3 separate regions of the Homo sapiens genome follow, and regions 1 and 3 are each linked to region 2. The links are chromatin loops, found by intact Hi-C in ENCODE. Cell type or tissue: PC-3. All regions are shown on one strand. Region 1 overlaps HS6ST2 (heparan sulfate 6-O-sulfotransferase 2). Region 2 overlaps HS6ST2 (heparan sulfate 6-O-sulfotransferase 2). Region 3 overlaps HS6ST2 (heparan sulfate 6-O-sulfotransferase 2).

Region 1 (5,000 bases), 200 kb after region 2:
AAAAAATAAAATTATCTGGGAATAGTGATGCACACCTGTAGTCCCAGCTATTCAAGAGGCTGAGGTGGGGGGATTGCTTGAGCCCAGGAAGTTGAAGCTTCAGTGAGCCATGATCATGCCACTGCACTCCACCCTGGGCAACAAAGGGAAACCCTGTCTCAAAAAAAAAAAAACAAATAAATAAAAAATAAAGAGAAAAAAACACAATTATCTCAAGAGATGCAGAATAATCATGACAAAATCCAATATCCATTCATTGTTTTTTTTTTAAAGAAACACTCATCAAACTAGGAATAAGAGAACTTCCTCAATCTGATAAAAGACACCTAGAGCTCACATATTTAATAGTGATAGACTGGGCAGAGAACAGTGGCTCACACCTGTTATCCCAACACTTTGGGAGACTGAGGCAGTACACCACTTGAGCCCAGGAGTCCAAGACCAGCCTGGGCAACATAGCAAGACCCCATCTCTACACAGAATTTAAAAATTAGTCAGGCATAGTGATCCTTGCCTATAGTTCTTCCTACTTGGAAGGCTGAGGTGGGAGGTTTCCTCAAGCCCCAGGAGGTTGAGGGTGCAGTGAGCTGTGATCATGCCACTGCATCCCAACCTGAATGACAGTGAGACCTTGTCTCAAATAATAATAATAATAATAATAATGAAAGACTGAATGCTTTCCCCTGAGATCAAAAACAAGATAAAGAAGTTCATTATAGCCACTTCCAGTTCACATTTTACTGGAGATTTTAGCCAAGGAAGTAAGGCAGGAAAAGGAAATAAAATTCATCAACACTGAATAGTAAGAAATTAAAGTGTCTATTTACAGATAGCATAAGCATGTTGTATTAGTCCATTTGTGTTGCTATAAAGGAATGTCTGAGACTGGGTAACATAAAAAAGAAGTTTATCTGGCTTACAGTTCTGCAGGCTGTACAGCTAGCATAGTGTTGGCTTCTGCTTCTGGCAAGGGCCTCAGGAAGCTTAGAATCATGGTGGAAGGTGAAGGGAAGCCAGTGTGTCACATGGCAAGAGAGGGAGCAAGAGAGAGAGGTGGAAGTGCTAGACTCTTTTAAGCAAACAGATGTCATGTGACCTCATTATCACAGGGAGGGCACTGAGCCTTTCATGAGAGATCTGCTCCCATAATCCAAACACCTCCCACCAGGCCCCACCTCCAACATTAGGGATTACATTTCAACATGAGATTGTGGGGAACACACATCCAAACTCTATCATTTGTATACAGAAAATCTTGAGGGATACTCTGAAAAACTATTAGAACTTAAAAATGAATTCAGCAAGGCTGCAGCATACAAGATCAATATTTAAAAATTAACTGGCCGGGCACAGTGGCTCATGCCTGTAATCCCAGCACTCTGGGAGGCCAAGGCGGGCAGATGACTTGAGGTCAGGAGTTTGAGACCAGACTGGCCAACATGGTGAAACCCCATCTCTACTAAAAATACAAAAATTAGCCGGGCATGGTGGCGTGCACCTGTAATCCCAGCTACTCAGGAGGCTGAGGCAGGAGAATTGCTTGAACATGGGGGGCAGAGGTTGCAGTGAGCCGAGATTGCACCACCGCACTCCAGCCTGGCCGACAGAGACTCCGTTGCAAAACAAACAAACAAAAAAAACTATCTTTTTATATAGTAGCAATGAACAATCCAAAAATGAAAAAAATTCAATTTACAATAATATCAAAAGAGTAAAATACTTTTAAATAAATTTAACAAAATAAATTCAAAACTTACAATCTAAAGGCTTCAAAATTAGCACTGAAAGAATTTAAAGAAGACCTAAACAAATGGAAAAATAGCCCATGTTTTTGAATTGAAAAACAATATTGTCCATATGGCAATACTCCCCAAAATTGATCTACAGATTTAATACAATCCCTAAAAAAATCCCAGCCGGCTTCTTTGTGGATATTGATAAGCTGATGCTAAAATTCACAATGAAATTCAAGGTGCCAAGAATAGCCAAAACAATCTAGAGAAAGAAAAAATAAATAAAAGATTCGCACTTCCTGCTTTCAAAACTAGCTACAAAGCAACAGTAGTCAAGACTGTGTGTCACTTGATTAAAGATAGCTTTATAGACAAGTAAAATAGAATCCAGAAATAAATCCAAACATTTATGATCAACCGGTTTTGTATAATGGTACCAAGGAAAATGAATAAAGAAAAACAGTCTTCAACAAAGGATTCTGGGACAAATATTACCTAAATAAAAAAGGATAAAGTTATACCAATCTTATGGGTGTGTCTCCTTTTTCACAATATGCACAAAAATTAACCTGAAATAGATCATTGACCTTACTGTAAAAGGTTAAACTATAAAACTCTTAAAAGCAGATATAGGAGTAAATTTTTGTGAACACTAGGCAAAGCCTTCAGAAGTGACAAAGAAAAAAATTAAATTGGACTTCACCAAAATTTAAAACTTTCCTGCTTCAATGGGTACCTTCAAGAAAGTGAAGCAACAACCACTGAATGGGGGTAAAATGTTTGCAAAGCGTATATCTTATAAGAGACTTGAACCTAGAATATGTTTAAAAAAAACCAATTAATATTAAAAAGAAAAAGAAATAACACAATTAAGAATGTCAAACAACCTGTATAGATATTTCTCCAGAGAAGATACTCAAATGGGCAATAGGCACATGAAAAAATGTTTAACATCATTAGCCATCAGAAAAATGCAAATCAATACCACAATGAGATACAACTTCACACTCCTAAGATGGCTATAATGAAAATAGCTGATACCACATCTCTCCATCTTGGGAGGTTTACTGCATACAAGAGCCCCCTCTGTTAACCAGAAAGTACTGCATCCTGGAGTCAGATCCTAGCAAATCAGAAGAGCTGAATTTTGTGGTCGCAGGTTTGTTTGCAGTCAGCATAGAAATCTGACCTCTGTGACATTCTCTAGAGAAGGCATTCTCAGCCAAAGGTCACAACCTGAAACCCCGCACCCAGTCCTTGGACACTGAAGCCATAATCTTCCTACAATGAATAATGGTTACATCACCATGATTTAAAGCAAAACAAACATGACATTGAAAGGGGAATATCACAATCCTGCCCATTCCAGTCCAACCAGAATTTTTAAAACAGAAGAGTTCGTCAATGCAACTGCTAACTTTCATACATACGAACACTGTATGTAGCCTTTCACTTAGCATTCAGCTGAACTCTGGAAAATTATGAGCCACTTTCCCATAATGGCATTAGGCAAGGTGGCTGCAACACAAGATGCTCTAACTGAGATGAGCTGAGCTAATCTGGCTGCATTAAACAGTCCAGCTGATCCACATACCTTTAGCTCTCCCCATATCAAAAGCACACCCCTTCCCATAAAGGAGGCAGCCAAAAAGTGTACTTTCAGTCTCGTCCTAATGGATCTCATGACATGTAGGTCTCTAAAACCCTCACTAATAATTTTTTAAGACCACTGGATTAAATAGAAGGCTCAGTCAAAGCTGCATGTATGCAAATTCTGGCACTTTAAATGGGTTCTCTCCTTAAGTGCATAAACCAAAAAGCATGGGAACAATTGGATTAAGAAAGCAAGTGTTCTTTTTTAACACCCTCTAATTGGCATTAAGTCACCAATCGTTGTCAAACACACATCACTTGCTTAATTATTTTGTGTGCGCATGTGTATATCTTTATAACTTCATAAACATATAAACGAGAGGGAGATGCAGATTTAATGTACACCCATATGGCGATAAATATAAAAGCTTCCAGAAGATTGTAGAATGCTATACTAATGCTAAAATGATCTCTTTTTTTTTTATTTGCTTAAGTCATAAAAACAAACTGAAGGAGGCAGCTGCAAAGCATAGATCCTTACCTAAAAGCAGAAATATTCAGACCATTTTGTTCAACAATGTAATTTTTAAAAAATACCTTGCTTCAGCTTCATATTCTCATATTAGTATGATTATCTTTCATAAATCTTATAGTGTGTTTATACATAAAATCATGTTTACATGTTCATGAAGTTTTTTATTGAAGTAATTTTTCATAAATAGCCTACTATGCATCATTCACACCAATATGCTTCATTTCAACATTGCTTTAATGCTCTGGAGCTGGCCTATTATACTCTTAGAACATACTGTGCCACTTTCAGAAAAAAAAATCACAAAAATAAGTATTTTTGCCTCTAGAGTATCTGGCAATGAGCTCAAATAGTTCGTCAACCTTCAAGCTGTTTTGTCAGTTAATCTTCCACTTAGCAAAGTCTCAGCCATGAGGCATCAGCTTAAGTGGCCATCAGCCCAATGTCACACTGGCCTCTGGTTGTTTTTTTATGGTTCTTCCATACCTTCAACCTAATTTCTTTACCTCCAACATTAATAATGCCTGCCAGGCTGGTAGGCCCATGCTAATTTGCATTCTCTTTAATGGCACTTTTTTATGGCCTTCAGCTTTGCATAATGGCACTTTTCTAAAGCTGCCCCTTCCAAAAGGAAGAGAATGGTCACTCCTATGGGAATGTGCCACTCTTATTTGGTTATTTCAGCAACAAAATGGATTCTTATTATCTTCATGATGAGCCCCCAAAATAAGAATAGCCTTCAGGATTCATTTCATCTAGGACTCCTCCCTTGGTTTTTGAAAGAAAGCATCTTTATTTCACTGGCTCCTCTGTTCCCAGATTACAAGAGATGCCCTGCCTGAACTCATTTATATTACCCTCCAAAGGCTGTGTCTACACTTACCAAATGCAGCAAAAAGCAATGGTCATTTATAGAAACAGGTCACAATTGGTCAAAGCAATGCAACTAACTGCTAATGAGACAAATGCCAACATTCTAAAAGGAGCAAGATTCTTTGGCCTCTTACAAATTTTGCATAGTGTATGTACCAAAAATGCAGTCTACAAGGGGGTAGAAATTAAAATACAGTTAAGGTCCTCATTTTTCTTATTTGAAAAAAGAAAACCTGAATCTTTTCTCTAGCGCCTTTTTTCATTTCCAT
Region 2 (5,000 bases):
GTGCCTCTGCACCAGAGAAGACGCCTGCAGGGTTTGATCAGGACCTCATGGTGTTGGCTCCCGTGGCCAGTGCCCATCCTGTTCTCAAACCCACTGAGCTGTTTCTGTTCTCTGCCAACCCTTGGGTCTAGGCCAGAGCAGGTTTCTGACCTAGTCCTGACCTGAACCGGCAGCCCTCAGTGAGTCACCTCCCTCTTAGAGCTCTCACTGCACTTGGAAGAGTCAGCCTATCCTGTCTTTTCTGGCTTGTTCTTCCTTTCCTGTGTATTTCTCTTGCCACCTCTGTGAGAAGGAAAACTCTACTGTGTCTTCCTTGCCCTTCTTCATAGTCCCTGGAATGGGATGTGGACCATCCGTGTACAGGGATAACCAGTAATGGACTGAATCTCAGCTTCCTTTGCCTAACTCACAGATAGCATCCCAAGGTCATAGAAAGTTGTCTTCCTGCCTGTTGCTTTCCCATGACATTGACAAATCCGAGTGGGTCTGTGACTAGACCTTGCAGTGGAAGTGTACAAATGCTTTCCCAAGGCGGGATGCAGAGTTGTGGGAAAAGAATGGAACAAGATTGCTGACAGCTCTAAGGGAACCTCTGCATTTTGATGTCAATGGTTAATCTACTGTGTCACATCTCTTAAGAAACTAAACAAAATGCAGTAACTGCTATGACATTGAAGCTGTGTTGCAGAAACGATATTGTAGAGCAAATAACTATCTTATACTGGCTATTTTATGCCTTATTGAACAAGCAGCAGTTTATGAAAACAACGTTTCATAAATATGGTTGCAGATTCCTGTGTGGAGACTGCTAGAATTTGCAGCAAGGTGGACTCATTGGTTTCTTCATTCTCCCCCTGAGCTCTTTCCATGTTCACCCTACTCTGGACCTTAGCTAGCTAGCATGTGGCCCCACATCCAAGCACATCTTTCAAGGTCTAAGAGACGATGTATGAGGTATCATGGGAGGGGTCACAGCTATAGCAAGACCAACATAAACTCAATAAAAGGAGATACTTGAATGAAACTAGACCCTGGATTTTGTGGAGGGCTGGAACAAGCCTCAGAGTGGGAGTCAGGAAACCTGGACTGCAGTCCTATCTTATCCACCAGCTACACAAGTCACTTTACCACTGGGAGTCACTTCAACTCAGGATCCTCATCTGGAAAATGCAGATAAATGTACTTGTTCTCCCTGCCTCCCAGGGTTCGTGAGAGGAAAATGTGCCTTTAGAAGCTTCACAGACTATAAATCACTAGACGCGCACCAGGGATGGGATTATCACTATCATTTACTTTGAAGAAGCGGTTGCCAGAGGCGGTGAGCAAGTTCCTTAACCACAGTATTTAAAGAGAGACTGCCTGAACCAGTGTGTCAGGTAGTCACCGAGGGGATTTCAGTGGCATTGGTGGGGCTGACACTAGATGTACTCCAAGGTCCTTTTAAGTTCTAACTCCATGAGTCCAGAATGTACAGGCTTTTAATCATTTTCTTAGTAGTGACTGTGTGTTTAAGCTGGACTATCATTCCCTTAGCCTCATTTTTTATTCTATAAATTGTGGCTCATGCCTGTAATCGCAGCACTTTGGGAGGCCGAGGCAGACGGATCACTTGAGGTCAGGAGATCGAGACCAGCCTGGCCAACATGGTTAAACTCCGTTTCTACTAAAAATACAAAAATTAGTCAGGTGTGGTGCTGGGTGCCTGTAATCTCAGCTACTCCTGAGGCTGAGGCACGATAATTGCTTGAACCCAGGGGGCAGAGGTTGCAGTGAGCCAAGATCACATCACTGCACTCCAGCCTGGGTGACAGAGCAAGACTCCATTTCAAAAAAAAAAAAAAAAGGTATATCGTACAAAGAGGAGATATGATTAGTTTTGTACCCTGAGAGAATTTTTTAAAAAATATTATGCCATAAGCGTTTTCCTAAAACCTTAAATCCTTAAATATTTGCTAAGAACATGATTTTGGATAAATTGCTATGTAATATTCTAGCCTATGATTATGCCTTAGTTTAAGAAACACTTTTTAGACATTCAGAGTCTTGTTTTTTTCTATTATAATAGGGAAAGTTAAGATTTGTAGACATAAACAGTAGTGTCTGATGAATTCTTTATGTGAAATCTAGTAACAAAGCTATGGGGTCAAAGCGCATAGACATTTTTAATTCTCTTGATTACATTGTCAACATGTTCTCCATAAAGGCTGAGTAATTTATGACTCCCAGCAGTAGTGTAGAAAAACAACCATTTCACGAAATCTTCGTCAACCCTGGGAATTTTGATTTTAACATTTCTCAGCCAATTTTATATGCAAAAATAATTTCTCTTGTTAGTTTTAATTTACAGTTCATTGATTACAAGTGAAGTTGATTTTTTGCCTTTTGTTTATTACCTACTTGTACGTAATCTGTTGTGAATTGTCCTTTGTATCAGCCCCTTTTAGAACCTACTATTCACACTGCTCTGCAGATGTAATCAGAGTTTTCAGCCATCAATACCAAAGGAGAACAGGATTTTCTGAATGAGCTGAACCCCATCAGTTCCTAGAGCTTCTCTCCCAGCAAACCATTCACAATAGCGGGGGTGTGGGGGTGCTGAAATCCGGCAGTGATTTGTATTTCCCTGCATTTACTTCTCCTGCTCTGCTTCTTGTATAAGAGCTAATGAGCAGCAAAGCTGACAAAAGACTAAGAAAAAAGAGAAGAAAGGGCATAGTTAATCCCTTAAGTAGGATTGAGGAATGGGTGGTGTTTGCCTTTAGAAAGGGGGAAAAAAATTCAGGACTTTTTTTTTTTCAGCCATGCAGTTCCCAATATGTACCACTGGATGGCAATCCTCTATTGGTTAGGTAAAAAGCTCCTACCTGCCAAGACTAGGGAAACTGAGGAAGCAGCTGCTGAAACTGAGAGATAGGCACATGCAAGGCAGCTAACAGTTGAATACAGGTGGCCTTTAGACACCACTGGGAACATGGATCACTGATATGCAAGGAAATGAAAAGCAAGGAGTATATATTATAGACAGTGACACAGACAGTGGCTGAGGAGAGTCACAGAAGGGAATGCATTTCTTCCTACTTCATTTGTTCCTTCTTTTCCTCTGCTCTATATTGGGTATAATTTGATTTACCTTTTTGTGCTTGAAAAGGCAAAATTACCTACTTTGGGCATACAATTGTCAGTAAGTACTGCATGCTTCTGGGAGATGGAGTCGGGTGGATGCTGCTCTTGCACTATGGGAACCCTGAATTGCCCAAGCCTGGCCAGCTGCGCCGGCAAAGCCATTCAGAAAAGCAGTGCCACAGTTCCTGGGAGCAGAGAATAGAAAGCAAACCCACAGCCTCTTTAAGACTTGTTCTAGCCCTAAAGGCAGCATGGTGTAGAAGAAACAGCACGGGTTTTGTTTTTGGTTTTGTTTTTTTTTTTTTTTGAGACAGAGTCTTGCTCTGTTGCCCAAGCTGGAGTACAGTGGTGTGATCTTGGCTCACTGAAGCCTCTGCCTCCCAGGTCCAAGCAATTCTCCTGCCTCAGCATCCCAAGCACGCCACCATGCCTGGCTAACTTGTGTATTTTTAGTAGAGATTGGATTTCACCATGTTGGTCAGGCTGGTCTCGAACTCCTGACCTCAAGTGATCCGCCCACCTCAGTATCCCAAAGTGCTGGGATTACAGGCATGAGCCACCATGCCTGGCCAACAGCATGGGTTTGAGGGCAATTAGCCTCAGATTCGTTTCAGCTTGGATTCTTATAGTTATGCAGTTTTGGGCAAGTTACCACATCTCTCTCAGCCTTGCTGTCTTCCTCTATAAAATGGAGGATAACAGCACCTACCTCACTGCGTATAAGAGATACTGCCACTGTTGTTATTATTAATACATCCAAGTTCCACCCAGGGATGCAAAAAGCATACTTATAATACTCATTAAGACCCTGGGATCTGGCAGTACTAAGTCTGCAACTTACTAGCTGTGTGTCACTTCCATGAGTCATCCCTCCTCTCTATCTGTAAAAGGGATTAATAACAATGCCAACTCCATAGGATATTATAAGGATCAAAAGAGAAAATGTACACAAAGCATACAGCACAGTGCCTGTCACACAAGACACAGTCATTGGTAGGTGCTATTCATGGCAGTAGTAACAGTATTGTAAAAAATCTCTCCCAGTATTCTGAGAGCACAGTCAAGAAAAAAGACGTGCACATCTAGTGCTGAGATGAAAAGGTCTTGTATGGTCAGCCAGTGTGTGGAACCAGGCAGGTCTGAGAAAGAATGGGCAGCAGGACACAATCCAAAGACGGAAGCTGCTATTTCAAACTGGGGATCGTTTGCCTACAATGTGGTTTTGGTTCTTTTTAAAGGTGCAAGACAGACGTTTGCACTTGGATTCAGCTGTTTCTCTTAAGTCACTAAAATAGTCAAAGTTCAAATCTGGAAGAAACCTTCCAATCTAACACCCTCTGGAAACTGAAACCCAGAGATGGGCAATGGCTTGCTTCCCTAAGTCACAGGATGAGTCAGTTGCCTAGCAGGAAATGGGTTCCAGACCCCAAGACCATCAATAAGGGCTCCTCCCACTGTGTACCCCACCCCTAGACAGGCTACCACATGGCTAGTCCTTTAGAGAGCCCATTGCATAAAGGCCAAAAAGGACTTCCCCAAATTGGGGTGAGCCATTGTTGTGTATCCTCATCTAGCCCATCTAGCCTTATTGTAACCAGCCAAATCTTCCCAACAACAGGTGCAATACAGGTTTTTTGTGTGTTTCTGCCCATTCAAAATCTGACTCTTATTTTTGTATGCACCGATTTAAGGAAACAATTACATGGATAATCCACAAGTCACACATGTATATCTGGCTTTCCGTGTCACTACGTAATTTCCCTAATTTATGAAGTTCAGACAAATACTTAAAATCATACACATTTCTCACATTCCTCAACACTTAAAGGATTTAGGAGTTCAGGGTAAGCCTTATAGAGTCCTGTCTAGGCACCATG
Region 3 (5,000 bases), 210 kb after region 2:
ATAATGAACAGTTTCACAAAATCTTGCTTAATGAATGACAGAAAAAAACGGATGGCTATTCTTTTAATGTCATTACATACTACCTCAGTTGATGACTGATATCCATGAAAGACAAGCTCTAGCATTTTAATTGCCCCATAGCACTGATCTAAAATTATTATTAAGTGATGTTAATTCTGAATAGCCTTTTGTACTACCTGAGAACTTACAGCTTTGTAAGGACTCCAACACCATGTTCGACATCCATGCAAAGATGCTAATTAATACTACTGGAATTCTACAGATATTGTAATGGTAGATTTCTCCCCCTCTTCTATGAAATAGCTAAGATGGTACCACAGCTCTCAAAGACAGCTGAAGAAATGTATCCTCAGCTAAGTAAAACTGAGCCCAACAGCTTAGAGCCTGATGAACCACACGACCAGTACTGACCACTGGCTGTAACAGTCCATTCTGCTTAATGCCTCAGCCTATATCACAAGCCTGTTGTGTCATTTTGCCTCACTGCAAAATCAAGGAGAAGAAAGAGGGAAAGCGTGGGCTTGTGAGGCATGATCAGGTACACACACTCTATAGTTACAGCTCTTTCAAAATAGAGCCACCTTTTAAAAACAAATGGGAATAAAAGAAAGCTTTTCCCACAATTAAAAAAAAATAGAATGACCAAAAAAAGCTTTTCTCCATCTAAACAAACACTTTTTAGTCCTTTCCCATCAATGATATGCTACTGGATTTGAGATGATAATTAATTACTCTTCCAGATGCCTCAGCCTGCTCCCATCCTGCTCAGCTTTGCAGGGATTCCCAATATGGCAATGAAAGGCCCCTCTGCAATCTAGCCACAAGACCTACCCCTGGTGAATAAAACACCTCAGGGATGTAGAAATCTGTTCTTCTCCCAATGGGTGTGGTACCCCCGGCCCAATCACTCATCCAAACTGAAAATTTTAGAGATGCTAAAAGTCTAGGGTACAACATGAATATGATCAGATTCTTTGACTTGTATAGCCATGGACCCTGACCTCTCAACCCCATTCTGTGCATGCTGGCCAGCATGATACTTAGTGATGAAGAAGGGGGCTAGTGCTATTTCTTTGGGCCCAGTTCTGAATTCCCTCTACAGAACAAATGGCACACTAGAGTTGGCTACAAACAGAGGAAATTTGGCCTAAGAAAAGCCTGCAGAATTTGGGACTTTTAACAGCTTGTGAGCAACAATGTTTGGATACACTTTCAAAAATGGTCTCAGAAATTCTAAAATGAGCAGGACCCTGAGTGACTGCAAACAACATACTGGCAGACAGATGGATGAAATCCAATTTCTGATTTTTTTTAAAGAAATATTATTCTTAATAAACAACTTGAGCCTTTCACCAGCCAAGCTCTCTCTCTCTCTCTCTCTTTGTCCTCTCCAGGCAACGTGATCACGGTTGTTTCTATTCAGCAGTTATATATCACCCAAGCACTTAACCATCCGCGGAGGCAGAGAAGCATCCCAAATGTAGCACTGGAAGCAGGATTCAGAGTCTTGGCTTGCAGCCACAATAGCCTCTGATACCTCCCTAATGTGGATGAATGGCTGTGAGTCAGTAGGTGGTTCCTGTCGCAGCTGAAGGCTCCTACTGAAGCTCATCCAACCAGGCCTCAGCCCGCTCCCATCCTGCTCAGCTTTGCAGGGATTCCCAACATGGCAATGAAAGACCCCTCTGCAATCTAGCCACAAAACCTATCCCCAGTGAATAGAAAGCCTTAGGGATGTAGAAATCCGTTCTTCTCCCAATGGGTGTGGTAATCCTGGCCCAAAAACTCATCCAAACTCACATGTTGTAAAATGACTGACGATGATAATGATGTAGGTGATAACAACAACAGCCAACATTTATTGTGTTCATTCACTTTGTGGGAATGACTAACTCAAGACCTCACTGTGGTTTTGCAAAAAACCCTTGTTCATCAAGGTGCAGTCAACAGAGCAAGGGTTGTGGAGTCAGACAGAAGTGCAGTCAGATTCCTGCTGTGCCGCTAAAAAAACTCAGTGACCCCGGGGAAGCCCTTTAGCCTTTTTGGGCTTCATTCTCATCTGATAAATGGGGATCCTTTTGTCCACTCTGGCCTCTTGCTGAAGATGGTGCAGGTTTACAGAGGAATACCAGAGATAAGGGATATGAACGCTTATCATAAACTGGAGTGCACTCTCTACACAGGATCTGGTCGAGGGTCACATGGCTGGTTAGTGGCTGGCCTAGAACTAAGGCCCAGCTGTCTGAACTCCCAGGCCAGAAAGGTGGAACTGTTGTTCCCCTCAGTTGAGAGGAGCACAGAGACCACCAGCTGGCATGGAGAGGCTGTTTGACACAGGAACTCCCAAAAGCAGACTCTCCCATTTCCAGACACCAGCTTCTCACCCCCACATTTCACCATCGGTGCAGCTGCCTTTACCTCTAAATTTTTGCCTCGCACAGACACATACAACAGTCACATACACACACTCTCTCATTCTCACACACACATGCACACCTTAGCTCTTACAGATTATCAGAACTCACAGAACTGGTCCTGCAACCTCCTAGGGGATCTGTCAACATCCAGAGAAATTCTGGAACCCCTAGGCTATCCCTATTCTTCAAAGTGAATATTTCTGGAGGTGGGCAGGAATGAATGAAATAAAAAGGTGCCCTTGAGGTAGCAATGCATTTCTCTAGCAAGTTTTATTTCATTTTTGCAAACACCGTAAAATCCAGTAACTGTGACTTTTTAGAACATGGTTGCTCTTTGATTAGACTAGATGCTACTGTAGTATCACCCTTTTAATAACCAAGAAAATCCTATGTCATTTCAAATAATTTTGCTTCAATTTGGGACAATCCAAGAGGCTTTGAGGGGTTCTGGTTATCTTCTGGAGAATGCGGGAAGGAATCTGCCAGAGGACAGTAGCCACCAAACAGATAATCTAGACCACATTAATAATGTGTGTTTATAGACATCATACTCTGACCTACATGTTCAAAAGGATCAGTAAAGGCACATGTGCCCCATGGAACTCCAGACAAGGCCATGGCTTTCATGGTGACCAAGACCTTGTTTTCACTTCTCTGCTATAGTCATGGCTGTGGAATTCTACTTTTGCCCAGAAGAGCTTTTTAAATATTACCACCTCTCAATACACCTACAAGGTCTGTCAGTATGAGAAATTCTTTTCAATATTGCCAAATTGTTTGGGAACTTATTAAACACCAGAATATTGTTGTGACAATGACTTACACAATTGTACCAATGGATTGAGGTCCTGGGGCTAAGGTTTTCTTGGGGTGGAAGAAAAAATTTGTTAGTATTGGAAAGGAAATACAAGTTTGGCAGATTCTGACACAATTCCAGCATTTGAGAAAGGACAGTGTAAACTGAGAGAAGAGAGAGTGAAGAGGAGAGCCAGGGGGTGATGTTCCCCTTAAATCTCAATGGTAATCTGAAAGTCAGAGGGCTCTAGGGCTCTATTTGCTGCAGTTGGACAGAAAAATCCACACTGGTTGTTGCGTTCTAACAGTCACCTGCAAAGCATCCCCTTGTCCAGGGTACCAAGTGCACCCGGGGGATGGGGATGGGACACAGACATGTCCTTGCCGGCCCAGAGACCCCATCCAGAGGCCTCCAGGCCATGAAACTCACCTTGTGCACCCCCTGGACTCCCTGCTTCAGCCCAGATTTGTTTTAAGGAGACTTGCGAAACAGTAGCCCTGGCTGGACTAACTGCACCCCATAGCACTCACTTCCCCCACCCCACCACCACCCACTTTACAGTACTGCATGACCTCTAGCAACTGGACATCGCGTCTGGAGGGAGGAAAATACCCTTGCTTCTGGCTACAGACTATTAATAAATCAGCTTTTACCGCATCAGCCCAGGCTCACAGAACATGGGCTGGCAGCGCCCCATGCTGGGGCTCAAGCTTTTTAAATATTTTTTGTAAATCAGGAGAGGCTCCTGGTGACTGAACCCCACATGGGGTCCAGGGCACCATCCCAGCCCGCCCTTCGGTCCGCGGGGTGCCCCCCGCCACTCCCAAAGAGCCACGGATGCCTCTCATGCAGCCAGTAGTGATAAGCAAGCCTGGGAACCATGAGCTCTCCTTGGATGTCGGAAAATAGCGACAGAGGGACACCCAGTCGCCCGGGAAGACCAGAGCCAGAGCGGGGAAGGAGCGAGGTGATAAAAGTCCGGCAAGAAGAGAAAAACAGAAAGGGTAAGAGAGAAAAAGAATAAAAGCGAGAGAGGGGAATGGAAAGAAGGAAACAGCGAGCAAACAGGAGCAGACAACATCTAGGACACAAGAGAGAAAGAGGGAGAACAAGGCAAATAGACGAAATAGGGGGGAAAGCGGGGGGAGGGAAGAATGCGGGCGCCGAAAGGAGGAAGAGAGCGCTGAAAGGAGACTTCGGAACCCGGGTGCAGAGTAGAAGAAAGCAGGGATCCAGAGACGCTGCACGGAGAGCGCGGCTCTTTAGGGCTCTCCAGTGCGGAGACTGAGTACGATGCCCCGTCCCAGCGGCCCCGTTCCGGCCGCTCGGCCGCCTCCCCCGCACGCTCTGCCAACCATCACGCAGGCCACCCTGCGGACAGACAGACGGTCAGTCCGGGGCCGGAGCGGAAAGCCTTTCTGTGGCCGCCACAGCGCGGCGAACGTGCGCTACTGGGCGCCCAGCACCTGCCCAGCCGGGGTGCAAACGCCCGGGCGTCAGGGTGCGCGCTAGGTCCCCGGCTTGGGCCAGCCGCGCCTCCCAGCCCTCCGCCCGCCTAGGCCCGGGTCCCGCTCGACTACCGGCGCGCACTCACCTGGACGGTCTCAGCCTGGCGTCGCGCTTGCCGTCCACCACGGAGGGCACACAGCTGGTGAGCTCGGTCCAGTCGGCGTGCAACCCGCAGCTCCAGCCCGTGGAGAACCTGGAGAAGAGCCAGGTTTCCCGCTTACCCGGCCGGTGGCAAGTGCATTTCTTCTGACCCACGC

The links. Peaks named below come from ENCODE experiments on the same cell type or tissue, not always from the same donor. Only the 100,000 strongest peaks of a DNase experiment are listed, where the experiment ranks them.
Region 1: a loop joins it to region 2, with 5 times the contacts of the local background. A loop is called at or near these places in 21 of 110 quality-filtered maps.
Region 3: a loop joins it to region 2, with 9 times the contacts of the local background. A loop is called at or near these places in 23 of 110 quality-filtered maps.

What each region holds. Positions count from the first base shown.
Region 1 is chrX:132,938,002-132,943,001 of GRCh38, forward strand. All of the region lies in intron 2 of HS6ST2 (heparan sulfate 6-O-sulfotransferase 2), which reads right to left. Among named protein-coding and RNA genes, the nearest start is that of HS6ST2, 18 kb to the right of the region's middle. In PC-3, a CTCF peak has its summit at 2,799; a DNase peak (open chromatin) is centred at 2,990; H3K4me3 peaks cover 694 bases; H3K27ac peaks cover 3,090 bases.
Region 2 is chrX:132,737,888-132,742,887 of GRCh38, forward strand. All of the region lies in intron 2 of HS6ST2 (heparan sulfate 6-O-sulfotransferase 2), which reads right to left. Among named protein-coding and RNA genes, the nearest start is that of HS6ST2-AS1, 73 kb to the left of the region's middle. RefSeq lists an enhancer at 1-462. In PC-3, a CTCF peak has its summit at 2,836 (motif pointing right); DNase peaks (open chromatin) are centred at 134 and 4,064; H3K27ac peaks cover 2,293 bases.
Region 3 is chrX:132,951,980-132,956,979 of GRCh38, forward strand. It overlaps HS6ST2 (heparan sulfate 6-O-sulfotransferase 2), which reads right to left. Exons shown (of 5, transcript NM_001394073.1): 2 at 4,829-5,000. Among named protein-coding and RNA genes, the nearest start is that of HS6ST2, 4.1 kb to the right of the region's middle. In PC-3, no CTCF peak of the experiment used is centred here; DNase peaks (open chromatin) are centred at 1,572, 1,902 and 2,562; H3K4me3 peaks cover 2,966 bases; H3K27ac peaks cover 3,377 bases.